2 separate regions of the Homo sapiens genome follow, and region 2 is linked to region 1. Evidence: read pairs that join two places in POLR2A ChIA-PET (ENCODE). Cell type or tissue: GM12878. All regions are shown on one strand. Each heading gives the region's core, and the rest is flanking DNA. Links, peaks and the distances in the headings are about the cores only. Region 1 has its middle 9.8 kb from the start of IER5. Region 2 overlaps XPR1 (xenotropic and polytropic retrovirus receptor 1).

Region 1 (8,442 bases), core at 280-8,279:
ACAACCCTGCCCACCTTCTTGTACTAAATTTTGAATCTTTGTTCAGATAACCTTAAATTGTTTTTTGTTTTTTCTGTTTTTTGGTTTTTGTTTTGTTTTTGTTTTTGTTTTTTAGACAGAGTCTTGCTCTGTCACCCAGGCTGGAGTACAGTGGTGGGATCTCAGCTTACTGCAACCTCTGCGTCCTGGGTTCAAGAGATTCTTGTGTCTTAGCCTCCCTGGGATTACAGGCGTGCGCCACCACACCTGGTTAATTTTTTTGTATTTTTAGTAGAGATAGGGTTTCACCATGTTGGCCAAGCTGGTCTTGAATTCCCGACCTCAAGTGATCTGCCTGCCTTAGCCTCCCAAAATGCTAGGATTACAGGCGTGAGCCACTGCACCGGCCACTAGAGAACCTTAAATTGTTTTTATGATCAACTTTTTCAGATTCTGTCTCCTTTAAGACTCCTAAGGAAAACAGATTCTTCAATAAGGGTAGAGCAATCAAACTCATTAAAATGAGCCTAGGATCCTATCAAGCTGCAGAATGAGAAAACACCACCATATAAAACCCTAGACCTGTGCTGTTCACTACATTGGCTACTAGCCACATGTGGCTAGTGAGCACATGAAATGTGTTAAGTACAACTGAGGAACTGCATTTTACGTTTTATGTAATTTTAATCCATTTAAATTTAAAAATTGAAGCAGAATACGTGTTCCCTGAAACCCAATCTTATTGTGTCATGTTTTTGAATTTTGAAAATCTAGCATCTCAGTTGATATGTGCTGTAACCGTAAAATACACAGCAGGTTTCAAAGACATAGGATGAAAAAGAGAATGTAAAATATCTCATTTGTATTTTTATAATGGCTATATGTTGAAATTATATAATTTAGATATATTGGGTTAAATAAAATAGATTATTAATATTAATTTAATCTGTTTATAAAATTTTACATATGTGGCTCAAATTATATTTCTATTGGACAATACTGCCCTGGGGACAATAAGGGGAGAGGGAGGTGTAGACATATAAATATGCATGAGCATATTGTGGGCAATTAACAAATGTCCTTGATTGGGGAAGAGGGAAAGGACAGAAAAGATAAATTTTAAAAGAAATGAAACATAAAACACTTAGATAGTTGTAGAGTTAAGGAGAAAATCAAAGAAAAATGTAAACAACAGAACTAATTGGCCAGAAGAAAGTTCTTTCTAAACAGACAACCACAAGTTCGAGGAGCACAGTTCTCCTTATTTGAATGCCATGACATAGAAATTATCACAATATTAGTTTTTAATTCAAAATATAAACATGAAAACTTAAATTTCAGAGGAGTATTTACATGGATAACATCAATCCCCTGGGTTGTTAGGGTGCATTTATTCCTTTCAATTCTGATGTCTTTCTAGAAGTTGCAGGACCATTTGTTTTTAATGTGCCATTTTCCTGCACAAAAACCCTCAGTGGCTTCCCATGACCTTTTATGGCAAAAATCCAATTCTCTGGCGTGGTCTCCAGAGTACTACACAATACATTGTCAAAGACAAACAACCGAGAGTGGTGCATAGAGCTGGGGCTCATTGGGTGTCCTGGCAGCTCTTACCAGCTGTGTGTCAGCAAATTTGAAGGTGGTCCTTTTCTCATAAAACTGGGGAGTTGGACTAAATCAGTAGACCTCAAACTAAGGCTGTACGTTAGAATCACCTGGGGAACTTTTAAACTTCCAGACACCCAGGCCTCACCCAGATCAGTTAAATCAGTCTCTGGGGTGAAACCCAGCACTGAAATTTTTAAAAGCTCCGTGAGTAATTACAACGTGCATCCACATTTGAGAACTGGTGTCCTAGCTGATTGTTTTAGAATCATTTTAGGTCCAAAATTCTATGATTCTATGAACCTAGGCTAATCTTTCCAACCTTTCTACTATCCTGAACAACATAAATGCCCTCTTTCTCAGCTAGACAGATCTAATCAAAAGTATATATCTTGGCCGAGTGCGGTGGCTCAGACCTGTAATCCCAGCACTTTGGGAGGCTGAGGCGGGTGGATCACCTGAGCTCAGGAGTTCGAGACCAGCCTGACCAACATGGTGAAACCCTGTCTCTACTAAAAATACAAAAATTAGCTAGGCGTGGTGGTGCGTGCCTGTAATCCCAGCTGCTCCAGAAGCAAATCGCTTGAACCCAGGAGGCAGAGGTTGCAGTAAGCCCAGATCACGCCATTGCACTCCAGCTTGGGCAACAAGAGCGACACTCTGTCTCAAAAAAAGAAAAAAAAAAGTATATATCTCATCTAGTTTCTTAAAGAAGAAATCATCTTCCCTCCCGCCCAAATTCTGCACATCACTTCCTCCAGGAAGTCTTCTGTGCCCATTGATGCTTATTGTGTGCTCACACACACACTCTCTCTCTCATAATCCAACAGTTGTTTGTTACTTAAAACCACAGTAGCACTCACTATCTTGTGGTATCCCTTATATTTCTGTTTTGTATTATATTTTGTTTACTCATATTACTTAACTTTTATGTGGATATAGTTCTCATTTCCAAATAGCATTAAGTGCTCGGAGACAGCACTTTGGGAGGCCAAGGCGGGCAGATCACCTGAGGTCAGGAGTTCAAGGCCAGCCTGGCCAACGTGGTGAAACCCCGTCTCTACTAAAATTACAAAAATTAGCCGGGTGTGGTGACACATGCTGGTAATCCCAGCTACTCACTCGGGAGGCTGAGGCACAAGAATCGTTTGAACTGGAGAGGTGGGGTCAAGATCACACCACTGCACTCCAGCCTGGGCTACAGAGCAAGACTCTGTCTCGAAAAATAAATAAAAAAAGTGCTGGGAGATGCTCCATTACACTTTTTTGCATCCTGCGCTCCCTGTAACCAGCACCCTGAATATTGCTATGTTTGTATCAGGGGATGAATGACTATTGAATAAATGGATTAATTAATGGGTTCCTAAAATTTGAGGCCAGAATATTTAAACGCAGCCAACTAGAGGATAAAAAAGGTACTTGACATAAATTATTCTAGTGGTAGATTAACCAAATATTACTGCAAATACATTTTATCTTAGCCTAGCTCGTAATTTTTCATGATTCTACATTATACCATTTCCCTATAAAAGCTATTTTTCACAAAAAATAAGTTGATTTTAAACAGTTTCCTTTTCCTGCCATGGTGTTTACAAATGTGTGATTTTTATCACTGAGCTAATTGCTTGCCCACTCTGTTCTGATTAAACGTTTATTGTGGATTACTGATGCACTGAAAACCTTGCAGGGTATCAGCAGCTCATTTAGGGACCACCTATATATTTCTTTCAGCCAATAAGAAAATCTTGCCCCCTTCCCCCTCCTCCTATTCTAACTGTAGTGGCTAATAGAACATATTCTAATTCATTAGTCAAGTTCACTTTAGATCAACACAGCTGATCTAAATTCTAACATGAATGTTCATTCAATTCAAAAACCCTAAATCACTAACCCATCGTATGCTCATTTTGACTAAGCAAATTCTGAGTAAGTATTTATACAAACACATCCTCCAGTGCAAAAGGAAGTTTCAGATCTGCTGGCTAACCAGGAGCTAGTGTGTGGCGGATTAGTAGATTTGTGTTTATAAGGCAGTCTGAGCTCTTTTGAGGAAAAATGTAAAATAGGCATTCTCTCATATCCTTCCCTTTATCATTATCACTTACATAGTTCTCTGAGCCCAACTCCTCTATTAATAAGAGATCATTCCATTTGGAGTTTCCTGAAAATGCTGAAAGATCATTGTATTAAAAAAAAATGTAGCTGGGCACAGTGGCTCATACCTGTATTCCCAGCTATTTGGGAGGCTGAGGCAGGAGAATTGCTTGAACCTGGAAGGCAGAGGTTGCAGTGAGCGGAGATCGCACCACTGTACTCCAGCCTGGGCAACAAGGGTGAAATTCCGTCTCAAAAAAAAAAAATGTCAAGTAGGATTAGCCATGCTTCCACATGAGCATTGGTCTAGGAAGAAAACCAAGTAGTTATAAAGTGATTGGTGGTGTTGCCCTATTAAGAAGCATAAGATTTTGGCCTGTGCGGTGGCTTACACCTATAATCCCAGCACTTTGGGAGGCCAAGGCAGGCACATCACTTGAGCCCAGGAGTTTGAGATCAGCCTGGCCAACATGGTGAAACCCCGTCTCTACTAAAAATACAAAACTTAGCCGGGTGTGGTGGCGCATGCCTGTAATCCCAGTTACTCTGGAGGCTGAGTCACAAGAATTGCTTGAACCTGGGAGGCAGAGGTTTCAGTGAGCCCAGATCACATCACTACACTCCAGCCTGGGCAACAGAGCGAGACCCTGTCTCAAAAAAAAAGAAGCATAAGATTTGGGTTCCCGGTCTTTGCCCCTTCCCACCCATTTCCTTCAGGGGCTCACCTAACTCTTGGAAAGTCTTAGAATCACATGGGGGCCTCTGAGGTCACAGTCCCGAGTAGCTTTTTCTTAGTCTGGGACTTTTTCTGTTTGATTTTGAACTTGTCTGTGCTGTGATGGGGTGAGTGTGTGTCATGGTGAATTATCCCGTTAGTGTGCCTGGCTAGAATTGTTTTCATGTGTGTCAGTGGGGTGTTGGCGGGGCTTGGGGATCTGCTTAGTCAGTTTGGCTGCGGTGGTTTGATCAGAATGGACGGCAAAACCCCTGGTGTTTCATTTCTGTTATGAAGGGTTTTTGCTTGGCTGTTTTTGTTTTGTTTTTGAGGTTATAAATGATTTTTAAACTATTTTGATTGGCTTCTTGGACAATATTATGTTTGTTTATGTCTTTCCATTGGATAGAAGAATGAATTTTGTTTTTTTTTTAATTAGTTTGGGTGCCTGTGCCTGAAAAGGACAAGGAGTCCTCTTTTCCCCTCCCTTCTCACAGATGCAAGAGTGAAATAGAGTGAAGGCAAGGGCACTGCTCTGCTCTTTTTCTTGCCCCCCCATGGAAGGGTTTGACAAACAATTAACAACCCTCCCAACTCTGCTGCTGTTTCCCAAAATAGCAGCTCCTTTGCTGCCATGGTAGATGGAGGCCTTCAGGGGAGGAAGACACAAAAGTGCCCTCTTTATGAAGCCTGAACGTCTGTGAGATCTTGAAGGCAGAGGGGGAAGCCCAGGGGATTAAATTAGCAGGCAGCCCAACCTCCACCTGGAAGGGAAATAGATAATAGGCTTTAAAGACAGGAAACAGCTTGTGCTCCAAAATAATAATTTCCAAAAGCAACACATGATGGATCCTGAGAGAGTTTTCTTTCCCCTGACTTCATAATTTTGAAGCGAAATCGTCCTTTAAGATGTCGCTCAGCAAGTGAGTCAGATCTTCGGTATTCCTGCAATTCTGCTTCACCTTGCCCCCATATTTGGAAGGACTGTTGCAGCCAGCCCTTCTATAAGCCTGATTCTCAGTTACAGAAATTGCTCAGCATCAGGTCTTGAAGAGATCTGGTTAGAACCAAGACTGCTGCTGCAGCCGCCTCTCCTTCATTGTCGGCTTTGTCCTTCCTCCCTGTTTCCTTCTCTCCTTTTTCTGCTCTCCTCGCCTGCCACTTTTACTTCTTCCTCTTCATTGTCTATGAAAGACTCCCTCTCACACTCCTCCTTGTCAACTGGTACTGCCAGCCCAGGCTCTGTGGGTCCTGAAATGTCTCCTATCATGACTGGGGATGTGGATGGGAAGGGAAAGCACACAATGAGCTGAACGAGGGGAACAGACCCACAGCACGCCTTTGAGAAGGTCCAGAGCCGCAGGTGAAGAAGGACCATGGAGAAATGGAAGGACCAAACCGTGCCCCCAAAGTATCAACAGATTATACATATCAAATTGGAATCTGGATTTTGCTGTTTCTAAATTTCCTTGCAATATACCTAAAGGGAATTAAAGCAGCCATCAACAACAACAACAAAAAGAAATCTGTTTTATGAATGAATCCACAATCAGCCTCAGCTGCTCAAAACTACGATCTTGATTCCTTAGCATTGTGTGCATACCTCTACTCTAGCAATGACATTCTAGTTCCTACGTGAATCATACAACTGTGTCTTGATCATACAACTGTGTCCCTCTGGACTGGGACTTCCCTGGGGGCAGAGGGCAGGTCTTGCCCTGTGTGTATCCTCAGTGCCTAGCATAGTACTTGGTCCAAAGGAAGCACTGAAGTTGGAAGGGCCCTTTAAAGTGTTGGGGTGAGTGGATGGATGAACGGATGGAGAAATTAGATAGAGGAGGAAGACATTTGGAATACTCATAAATCATCTCCTTTTCACCCAATAGCCAGAAAAGGAAGTATAAAATTGGCAAGCTTTCTTCTGACAGGTAGGCAAAATGGAGAAATCCTGTTAACTTTGATGTTCCAACAGGACTTGCTCCTCGTATCTCCTCTTCAGCACCTAGCGCAATAGATGGCATGCACAGGGTTACTCTCAGTGCACATTTGTTGAATTAATGATTTAGAGAAGAAAACCAGCTATTGTCCCTTCAGAAGGAGGTTTCCAGAAAAGGGAATGGAGGAGCTCTGTATAGTGATGCAAATATAAAACGTTTTACGACATTGTCTTTCCCAGTCTTGACTCTGAAACATCTTAAAGAAGAAAAAAACCTCATGAAGAGAAGAGATATTTTTGGAGACCTTGGAAGGGCTCTTAAAATAAGGAGAGAGGAATAGAAATATATATGTGGTGTGATATTTCCAAAAGATCCTCCTTTAAAAGTGTCTGTGGCTGACTCAACTGTTAGACGTTTGGATCCAGAGATGCTTACCTTCTTTTTACTTTGGCAAGGACTCTGCATGATACATGGATATTAAGTAGGGAGGAAGGTCAGCAACGAACAGTTGGCAAAATAGAAGCCCAGCGAACATGGCTTCTGCTCTGACCCAGAGCAGGGTCAGGGAAAGGCTGTGTGAATCCACGAAGGAATGAGGTGATGCTAAGGAAATGCATGATTGTGCAGGTATATAACCAACATTCAGTGTAATGACACAAGAACTCAATCTGGGATGTGCCACTCAGCTAGCTTTAAGATTATTCATTTACCCAACCTGCCCCCTACACAAGTCAAGCCCAGAAAAAAAAAAAAAAAAATGTGTATGGGAGCTGAGATTTACATAGGCCAGGAGCCGTACCAAGTTTTGAACGCAGAAATTTGCCTGGGAGGTATTAGAAAGGACAGTTAATTGGTTGGCTCCTGAATGTGTTAATCCTGAGCAAAGCTGTGTCAGTACCTCATTAGCACATTAATTCTACAGACTATTCTTTGTAGTTCTGTGTCACTTAATATCCTGAGCATTTCTGGAGGTTTTTGTTTTTTGTTTTTTGTTTACAAAATCAGGTTGTATTGCAAACTGAGAGTCTTGGTTCAAAAGTCCTTCTTCAGGAACATTTTAGATTAAGAAAAGATAAGGTTGTAAATATATGTCTGAAATACTGAGCTTGGTTCTTTCTTTTCTGTTCAGAAAACCTGTGGCTGGTCTGGGTATTGTCATGGTTCCTCATCTCTTCTGGAAGCACACAATGAGAGGTGAGCAGCATTCCAACCCTGCCAGCTGTGCCAGAAATGGCATCCAGGGACGCTGAAGGATGCCGTGTCCTCATCTCCACACACCCATACCCTCTCTCTCAAAGGAGAAGGGGGTGCTCACAGTTCTCTTTTCTTTTCTTTTTTGAGACAGTGTCTTACTCTGTTGCCCAGTTGGAGTGCAGTGGCACGATCATAGCTCACTGCAGCCTCGACCTCTCTGGCTCAAATGATCCTCTGCCTCAGCCTCCTGGGTAGCTGAGACACAGGCATGTGCTACCATGCCTGGCTAATTAAAAAAAAAAATTCTGGAGGCAGGAGTCTGTGTTCCCTATGCTGGTCTTGAAATCCTGGGCTCAAGGGATCCTCCTGCTTCAGCCTCCCAATGTGCTGGGATTACAGGTGTGAGCAACTGGGCTGGTCTGCTCACTGTTAAGATACCGTCTTTACTCCAAAGTGATCTGCCAGTTCTTCAGTTGGAGCTCATTACCTCCATGGATTTTTCCATGTACCTTATTGTATTAGTCCATTCTCGCATTGCTATAAAGAACTACCTGAGACTTGGTAATTTATAAAGAAAAGAGGTTTAATTGACTCATTTCCACAGGCTGTACAGGAAGCATGGCTGGGGAGTCCTCAGGAAACTTATAATCATGGCGGAAGGTGAAGGGGAAGCAGGCATGTCTTACATGGCTAGAGAAGGAGGAAGAAAGAGCAGAGGGAGGAGCTACACACTTTTAAACAACCAGATCTTTTTTTCTTTTGAGACAGAGTCTGGCTCTGTCGCCCAGGCTGGAGTGCAGTGATGCCATTTTGGCTCACTGCAACCTCTGCCTCCTGGGTTCAAGTGATTCTCATGCCTCAGCCTCCTGAGTAGCTGGGACTACAGGCATGTGCCACCATGGCCGGCTAATTTTTATA
Region 2 (8,442 bases), core at 292-8,291, 190 kb after region 1:
AGCCAGTTACTTTTCTCCTCTATACACGGGATGGGCACCACACGACATGCACTAATGTGAGATGTGTCTCCCCTGCAGCAGCCAGGAAGGGTCAGCTGTGATTACACTGACCCTGGGATAAAACAAAGTCCACAGAATGAAGAAGCACCTGCTATTGCAGTACTGGTGAGGGCAGCATTGGAATCAAGTTTTCAAACAACCTGACTTCACACAAGGATCAAAGTGAGGAGCCTGGCAAGTCCACCAGTGATGAAGCACCAGTTAGAGGCAGCAGTTGATCAAAAAAGCTGATAACCTCCTAAATTTACTCAGCAGCTCATCTACTGATAGACTCCTGAAGTTACCTTTCAGTTTAACAAATATTCCTTAGGCCCCAACTATTTACCAGGCATTAAAACATTTAGTCAATATGATTTTGTGTGACCTCCTGCTGACAGTGGAGCACCTTTGGAAAAAGGATGTCTCCTTTCCTCTGAACTGTGTTCCTATTAGGGTTGCAGGCTGGTTAAGACTAGGGCATTGCCACAGAAGGAAACCAGGCTATGTCCTCATGGACGGTCAATAGCTAGCAGCAGGCACACATCCAGCCCGGCAAGTCTTTTGACCACGGCTGCCTAGGGAGGGGCTAAAATTTCCTACGGTATCTATGAAAGTGTAGAAAAAAAGTTTAAATCCAACAGTCGACAGGAATAATATTTGAAGAACTGATGTTTCTAAATTATCTTGTGTATTTCCTTGCCAAAGGGATACAAAAGCCCTGATTAACTGAACTTTAAAAACTGTATTGGCCCATCTAGTCAGAAGACAGGCTTTGAGTAACCACAAATAAGCAAATTTGTTTACTTCAACCACACAACATAAAATATTGTGATATTTAGAATACATGATAATTTGAAATTTAGTAAAAGGGGAGAGGGTTTGGGAATTAGTATTAATATGCTTCTCCTTGGTTCTCTTCTGTTACCTGCCTGTTCTCTTGAGTTACTTGGTTTTCTCCTTAACCTAGAAACTGACCATAAGGAAGCAGAGTAGCATAGTACATGTATCGCCAAATATCATACCTTGACTTTGATTATTCACATAGGTAGAATGGAAGCCATAGGTGTGCTCTAGGTAGAGCAAGGCAGAATACTATTACTATCATTCCCATTCAGCTAAGCAATTAATATAAAATTTATTTAAATAAGGGGAAATTTTCATTTTATAAAGGTAAGCATTGGTTGAACTTTGGTGCTAATATGTTAATCAGTGACAAAGTGAGTGAATGATAAAATAGATTATAAGAACAGTTTTTGGCAATAGAAGATTCTGAAGAAACAACTCTTGACAGATCTGATACTTTTTAAAGGAAAAAAACAGAATAAGAGACTTTAATATCTGCTTGGGAAGGGGTGAAGAGTAATCTCTAACTTGAGATAGAAAATTCAGATTACCCTGAGGCAGTGATACCTAGTAAGAGGACGGTCTAGCTTTTCTGGCAGTGGTTTCAGATAAGTATGTAGTTTAGAAATAATTTTATCACCTTTCCCTTCTTGTCTCCATAAAACTAACGATAATAAAACCAACTTCAACTAAAAGTATTAAAGTAATGCCTAGCATATGATAGGATTAACACATACTCAATAAACACATATTAATTTTTAAGAATACAGGAACTCCACAATTCTTCTAAGGGAAAAGGTGGGACACTAGAAAAAGAAGTCAATCAAAAAGTATAAGCCAGGCATGGTGGTGCATGCCTGTACTCCCAGCTATTTGGGGATCACTTGTGCCCAGGAGTTTGAGGCCAGCCTGGGCAACATAGAAAAAGACCCCATCTCTTAAGAAATAAAGTATAAAATAGGTCATTATTCCCATAACCTTAAAAAATATCGACTAAAAGTTATCCATATAAAGATGCAGGTCACTAAAACTCTAAGGATTCTTCTGGATATGTCTAGGATGGATACAAGACAGAGTGGCTTCCTAGAACCACCGGGGATTGTGGACTGCTGCTCTAGTGAGGTCTTTGTCTCTTCAACAAACTGAGATGACTCATTAATCTACATATTTCTGAGATGCTACATATTTGGAAAAATATAAAATACTATAGGCATACAAATGTTGAGTATGTATTATCAAATTGTAAAAGTGGTGTTGAGTATCTAGTGATTCTTATATATTCATATCCTATCTTTGACTTTGGCCTGGAAACTCCATATTATCATATTCTGATTTAGCCTACACAGAAATATAGTAATAACAGAGTTTGTGGCACCAAAGTAAGATGAAAGGCTTTGATGCTTTAGTCAATAAATTATTTTTCCCTTTGCATTGTGGGTATATTCATCTTAGGGTCAGTTAATTTTGTAATCTTTCCTAGATATATATAAGGAATAATAATTAGTCCAGGAATTCTGCAGAAAAGTCCTATGTTCCCTCACAGGGCATGGGTATGCAGTGATAGCAGTGTCCACCTCTCCAAAATGTAATTGGACACATCATTTCACCTCATATTTGTAATATTTGAGATTCTTTGTGCGAGTAAAAGAAAGATTTGTTACAACAATCCCATTGCTTTAGAGTCACACCTCACATATTACCTGAAGATAAAAGCCATTTAAACTTCTTTTAACTTAGTAGGATAGTTTAAAAATTTCACCACTGTAGTCTGTTTGCCCTAACCCCATATGAAAATTAGTCCTAAGGGGAACTATGTTCAGGAATTCAAGAAACCAAGAGAGAAAAACAGTCACACAAACCATTCACCAGTGACAAAGGAGTCAGCAAACTGTTGGAAAACAGAGAGAAATTGTAATAATGAAAAAAGGACAGAGTTTAGTGACCAATCACTTATTTTCTTTAAAAACACATAACCACATTAACTTTTTGCTTTATACAACCATCTAGAAACTATAAAACAGTACCACATTGTGCATTTAACCTACTTATCAAGAAGGGAACTTCATAAGTCATAAGAATTCTACCCATATAGGAAGGAAAAAGGAGACAGCTAATAGCATAGTCACAGATACAACATGAGTCCAAGCAAGCATCAATTCTTCGACATCACCTTTTCCATTTACCAGAGTGGAGACTGAGAAAGAGAGTGAGGGAGAAAAAAGAGGGAAGGAAGCACCCACAGAGGACTAATCACAATCCATAGTTACTTTTGACAACTATAGCTCAGGGTTTCATAGAATAGTATCATTTGACCAACACAGTGTGGTGGAGGGAGAGGGGTGAAGGAAACACAAATAGAAGGAGAGAGTTTGAACAGAAAAATACAATTTTCCCCCTATTCCCCTCCTAAATACTCTTCATTGATACAAGCTTCTGTGCTAATCCAGAAAATGGCAAGAAATTAATCTTCACAACGTGATTAAGAGTTCTGTTCTTTTTGTAATTGAAATGTGAGTGGCTCACAATTTTACAATTCAAAATAACGTCATGAACAATGACCCTTTAGGGATTTTCCACAATCTTTCCCTCCAATTCCCACCATGCTGGTGTTGCTACAGGGCAATCAGGGAAGTGCAGGTAGGGACTTCAGAGATAATGATCAAGGGATAGTGAGATGGAAGCCTGGCTCTTTCTTAGAAGTCCACAACTTTCTAGAAGTACTGCAGTCTTTCCCTCTGATTTGTGGTGGCACAGAGGAAAGGGCATAGGAAGAACTAAGGTAATATGGTGGAAGTTTAGTCAAGTAACTGGTTTGAAGGTATACGAGACTGTGTACTTAGTAGATATACTGAATCCAAGGCAAACAATAGGTTATTTGATTGTCCTCCTTAGGTTGATGGCACCATACAAAAAACTGAGGGTGGCTTTGATTTGACGATAAAATAAACCAAAGGTTTGCTACAAGGAAACATACTTCAGTTGCAAAGTTGTATAATGATTCTCCTCACTTTAAGGGAAACTCTCATCTTGTTCTCACTTCCTCTTCCACCATAAATAAGCAAACATATTCTGGAAGGCTGTTTTCTAGGGGCAACTCAGTATCAGTTTTGATAATTCATACAAGAAAGGCATCATGAGCCATGCCAATCAACAGGCTCCTCTCTGTTCTCAGGCAAACTTCCTGTATGGACTACCTTAGGCTCTTCCAAACCTAATGAGATGTTTTTACTTTTTCATATTTGGAGAGTATGCTGGTTAGATCATTGGTTTGTAACACCAACCAGTGCAAATTTCTCATGCTATCATATAATCAACTCTGTCCCACATTACCATGTGCTCTAACATTGTATAGACTTAAAATACAATGCAGAAAGTTGAGAGTTTGTAGGATTTACTATCAAGACTGACTTCTGAAATGCAGAAACGTATGTGTTTGCATTTAGAAAACCTTTAACACTCCTTGTCTTAGCTAATGATCACAAGCAAGAAAAATTTAGATCACTCAGAAAAAGAATATGAACAAAGCTGATAAATTGGATTTATTCTTCTTTACCTAACTTTTGCAGAAGTTCTACCAAAGCTTCAATTGTCTTCACCTGGTCACTAGAGACCGTATCTGTAATGACACTGAATTCCTATTAGATTTGAGAAAAGTGTGGTGATTTTGTAGTTGAGAGAGCTACAAATTCAACTTTCTTTTTTTCTCTCAGAAGCTATCTCAATTTTAAAAACTCAAATGTTATACAGTAAGAGGTACTTGTTTTTTGAGAGGAAAATTTCATGTAAACCATTAAAAGAAAACAATAATGACCTGAAATCTGCTTACCAGATTTGTATCCCACATTTTAAAACAATGCCACAGATAGGGTTATTTTCTTAATTATTTTCCTTAGAATAAGAAATTTTTGTGGTCACTGCTTAGAAAACTGCATTTGGGAATAAATAATTATTTCCTGAATAATGCAAAGTAATGGGGAAAAGATGATAGGAAAATAAAGGCAGGTCTTTCCCAGCAATTTAATAACCACTAAGCGGACAGATGGAGGCATCACCTTCGCGTCATCAGGCTCACGTACTTTCCTAACTGCCTTGCTGCGGCTTACTGCCAACGTCCAACATCTTCTTGCTCTTCTCTGCTATCTCCAAAGTTATTTCACTTATCTTCAATGAATGTCTGTTAATCTGATACCTGCATGACTCAATACTACTTTACTTTTTTCTGTTCTTACCTTGCCGTAGTTCACCTATCCAGAAATGGATGATCTGCTTTCTCTAGTTACTGTGAATGTACTTTGGTCAAAGCATGGTGGAAAGATAATATACATCAACACGTTACTTCTGGTAAAGAGCTCAGTTAAAGTCACAGAACTCTCATGTTTAGAATATCAGGAAGTCAGGGATCCTAGGGGCTGGGGCCCATTTTCCTTCTTTAAACGGTTTTTATAAGTTACTACTGAGGTGAATGGTGTTCTCCCACACCTTTGCTTCTGACGGAAGTTAAGCAGCTTGCCTAAGGAGCCTAATGGTAGAGTGCTGAAAAAAAGTTGCACATGGGTTTTTGACTACTTTCCAATCTTACAAATGACCATCATAACCTAATGATTTAATCTTTGATTTCATTGTTTCTCTGTATGCTATGAAATCACCAATTACGCCACTGTAATGGTATAGGCAGCCTTAAATATAGGCACTCATTTGTGCATAGACAGTAAACCACTCTTGTCTTTTAATTTCTCTACACACATCAATGCTTTCTATACTACCATAAAATGAAAAATGAGTTTTATTCATTTATTTAGACTTCCTCTTCATTCCTTTGAGGACTATTTTAATTGATATTAAAAACTGAGTGATTCTCCAAAATAAAACTAGAATTTCTAAACCTAAAATCAAATGAAGTTTGTATTTGGTTAGGTTGCTGCTCCTTTAAAATGAGTCTGTGATTTTTTTTGTTTGTTTTTGAGATGGAGTCTTGCTCTGTTGCCCAGGCAGTGGCAGTGGAGTGCAGTGGCATGATCTAGTCTCACTGCAACCTCTGCTTCCCAGGTTTAAGCAATTCTCCTGCCTCAGTCTCCTGAGTAGCTGGGATTACAGGCATGCGCCACCACGCCCAGCTAATTTTTGTATTTTTAGTAGAGACGGGGTTTCACCATGTTGGTCAGGCTGGTCTCGAACTCCTGAGCTCGTGATCTGCCCACCTTGGCCTCCCAAAGTGCTGGGATTACAGACGTGAGCCACTGCGCCCAGCTGATGTTCATTTTTAAGAATTCTATTGAGAGTTTCAGTGTATGGGAGCCTCCAATCAAATTGTAAGGTGGACACAACATTCGCAACTGCTAGGGCATATAAAATTTAGGAGAGGAAAGTGCACATTGCCTTTTTTGAAAGAAAAAAATTAAATGTATGCTTTGTCTCCCAAGCTCTCTTGATGAGGAAAAGTCCTCTTTTCTCTTTACAGCTTTAAGAGGAACATAAAGCTGTGTACTTAAATACACATTTAAACTTCTGTCACATAGCAAGCTGAAAGTTACATAAGCCTTATTTTTGAATAGACTATGCCAATCCGACAAACACTTCAGAAAAGGATTACATCTATCATTGCATCATATGTGAAAGAATAAGACCGATTAGGGCCTAGAACTGTAACAGTTGAAGAAAGACTAAACTGGCCATAGGATACATTAATGTAAAAACACTGGGGAATTCAAACAGCAGAAGTCAACTGTAAGATTTTATGTGTGCCATCATAGAGATTCACTAATAAAGAATAAAGTTAATAATTCAAATGTCTCTGGATACACATTAGTACCACCAATTTTATTTATATAAGAAATGCCTGGTCCACTGGACTTTTCAATTTAACTCAGTAATAATTACTGCTGTTTCTTGACAGACCAGTGATATTTCCCCCATAGTTTTAAAGTACAAAAAACAGAATAGTTAGGGGAAAAAAATCTCAAGTATAAATAATGCAACCTTTAACCTACCAAGGGTCACTAAATTGTTAACACTGATTATTATAAATGATTCAATTTATTTAAACTAAAAAGCATTAATTAAACATTTCCTCTTCCATTTGGGCCAAGGGACATGCTTAACAAAACACAAAAAAGCAATAGAAGCACAAAGTTGTATGATTTTTTCAGAAAACAAAACAAAACAAAAAAACCTCGATTCAAAAAGGGAACACATTTTGGAAGCTAGTCAGAATAAAGATGGAAGAAACTACTTTAAAAAGAAACTATTTGTCAGTTAATTGATAAAAATTTTCTAGTAACAGTAACTTTTACTGGAGTTACGACAGGGATGGGTCAAGACTTGTAATACATGGTGGAAGTGCTGATGATAGGAGTGTATTAAAGGGCAGTAACCGAATGTTTTGACTAAGCGAATGGTAATAGCTGCCCTTCCACTTATTTGTTCCTTTGTTTATAATTAAGCTGAAAATTATAGGACTAAATTTACTTTCATGAATCTGCTGGTATTGACTTTGAAATTTTCATTTGGGTCTGGGGGTTATTAAAACACATTTTACCATGTCCTGGAATTTATATTAATTTTGTTAGATAATGAAATGCTAAATTTAATGCCAACCATATTCAATAAAGTAATATCTCTTATGGTTTTCAGGCTTATTTGGATGACTAAGGAACAAAGGGAAGAAATGAGACAAAGAAGTGACAATGGGCACTGTGGACAGATCATAATAGTCTATAATTTCTAAGCAGTGTACTTTTCATGTATGACCAAGTAAAGATCCCTAAAATTTTAAAACAGGTTTTCTATGGGATGGCATGAAATCCAATGTTCATCCTTTAAAACTGCTGGGAGAAATGGCTGCCAAGGTCTTTTGTATCAACATAATATGAATGAGGAAGTATAATTTGTTCCATGTGCTCAAAAATATAGTTTCCCCATGACAGACTTTTAATTTGATCAAATTCTGGCTAAAGTGGTTGAACCCAGAAGAAAAACTATCTAGTGAGGGCACACAGAGCCTCTGAAATAGCTCTGTCTTCTGATTCAGAGCTAGTAAAGGTCACGCTACAGGGACCATACATGTGGATGCATAATAAGGCATAGCTTCAGCTGTTAAGGTTGAAATATGGGCCAGTGTATTCCACATCTGTTCCTTAAAAAGTTAAAAAAATTATCAGAACCTCTTCCATGAAATTCAGCCGGTGGTGTGAAGTGTGGGATTCCTTGTTATGAGAGATATGCTCAGGACTCTAAAGCAGCAGCAACTTAAGAAGTTAGCAATGAAACTTTGGCTTAAAATAAAAACAAAGAAAAGAAAAGGTCAAACTGGTGCAAGTTGTCTCCTGAAAGAGGTATGTGGGACTGACCCTCATAAATGTCATCCAACGTAAGTTTCCCCTGCCTTCTTTTACTGTTATCACCTTCATTGCACAGGAGTTATATCATTCTGTATGGTTAAGTTTCATAAATAATGAGAAAACTATGTGTAACAAATACATCATATTTCCCACCCACCCAGCAACCCTTCCCAAAATAAGAAAAGTTACATCAAATTAAAAAGTAGCTTCATGAATGAAGGTA

Evidence for each region. Peaks named below come from ENCODE experiments on the same cell type or tissue, not always from the same donor. Only the 100,000 strongest peaks of a DNase experiment are listed, where the experiment ranks them.
Region 2: POLR2A ChIA-PET joins it to region 1 with 6 read pairs; 6 of 35 experiments call an interaction of 5 or more read pairs at or near these places.

Annotation. Positions count from the first base shown.
Region 1 is chr1:181,074,659-181,083,100 of GRCh38, reverse strand. No RefSeq gene overlaps it. Among named protein-coding and RNA genes, the nearest start is that of IER5, 9.8 kb to the left of the region's middle. RefSeq lists a silencer at 3,490-3,549 and enhancers at 4,559-5,092, 5,093-5,627. In GM12878, for the core only: no CTCF peak of the experiment used is centred there; no DNase peak of the experiment used is centred there; H3K27ac peaks cover 673 bases.
Region 2 is chr1:180,884,581-180,893,022 of GRCh38, reverse strand. It overlaps XPR1 (xenotropic and polytropic retrovirus receptor 1), which reads right to left. Exons shown (of 15, transcript NM_004736.4): 15 at 2,744-8,442. Among named protein-coding and RNA genes, the nearest start is that of LINC02816, 18 kb to the left of the region's middle. In GM12878, for the core only: no CTCF peak of the experiment used is centred there; a DNase peak (open chromatin) is centred at 3,932; H3K27ac peaks cover 673 bases.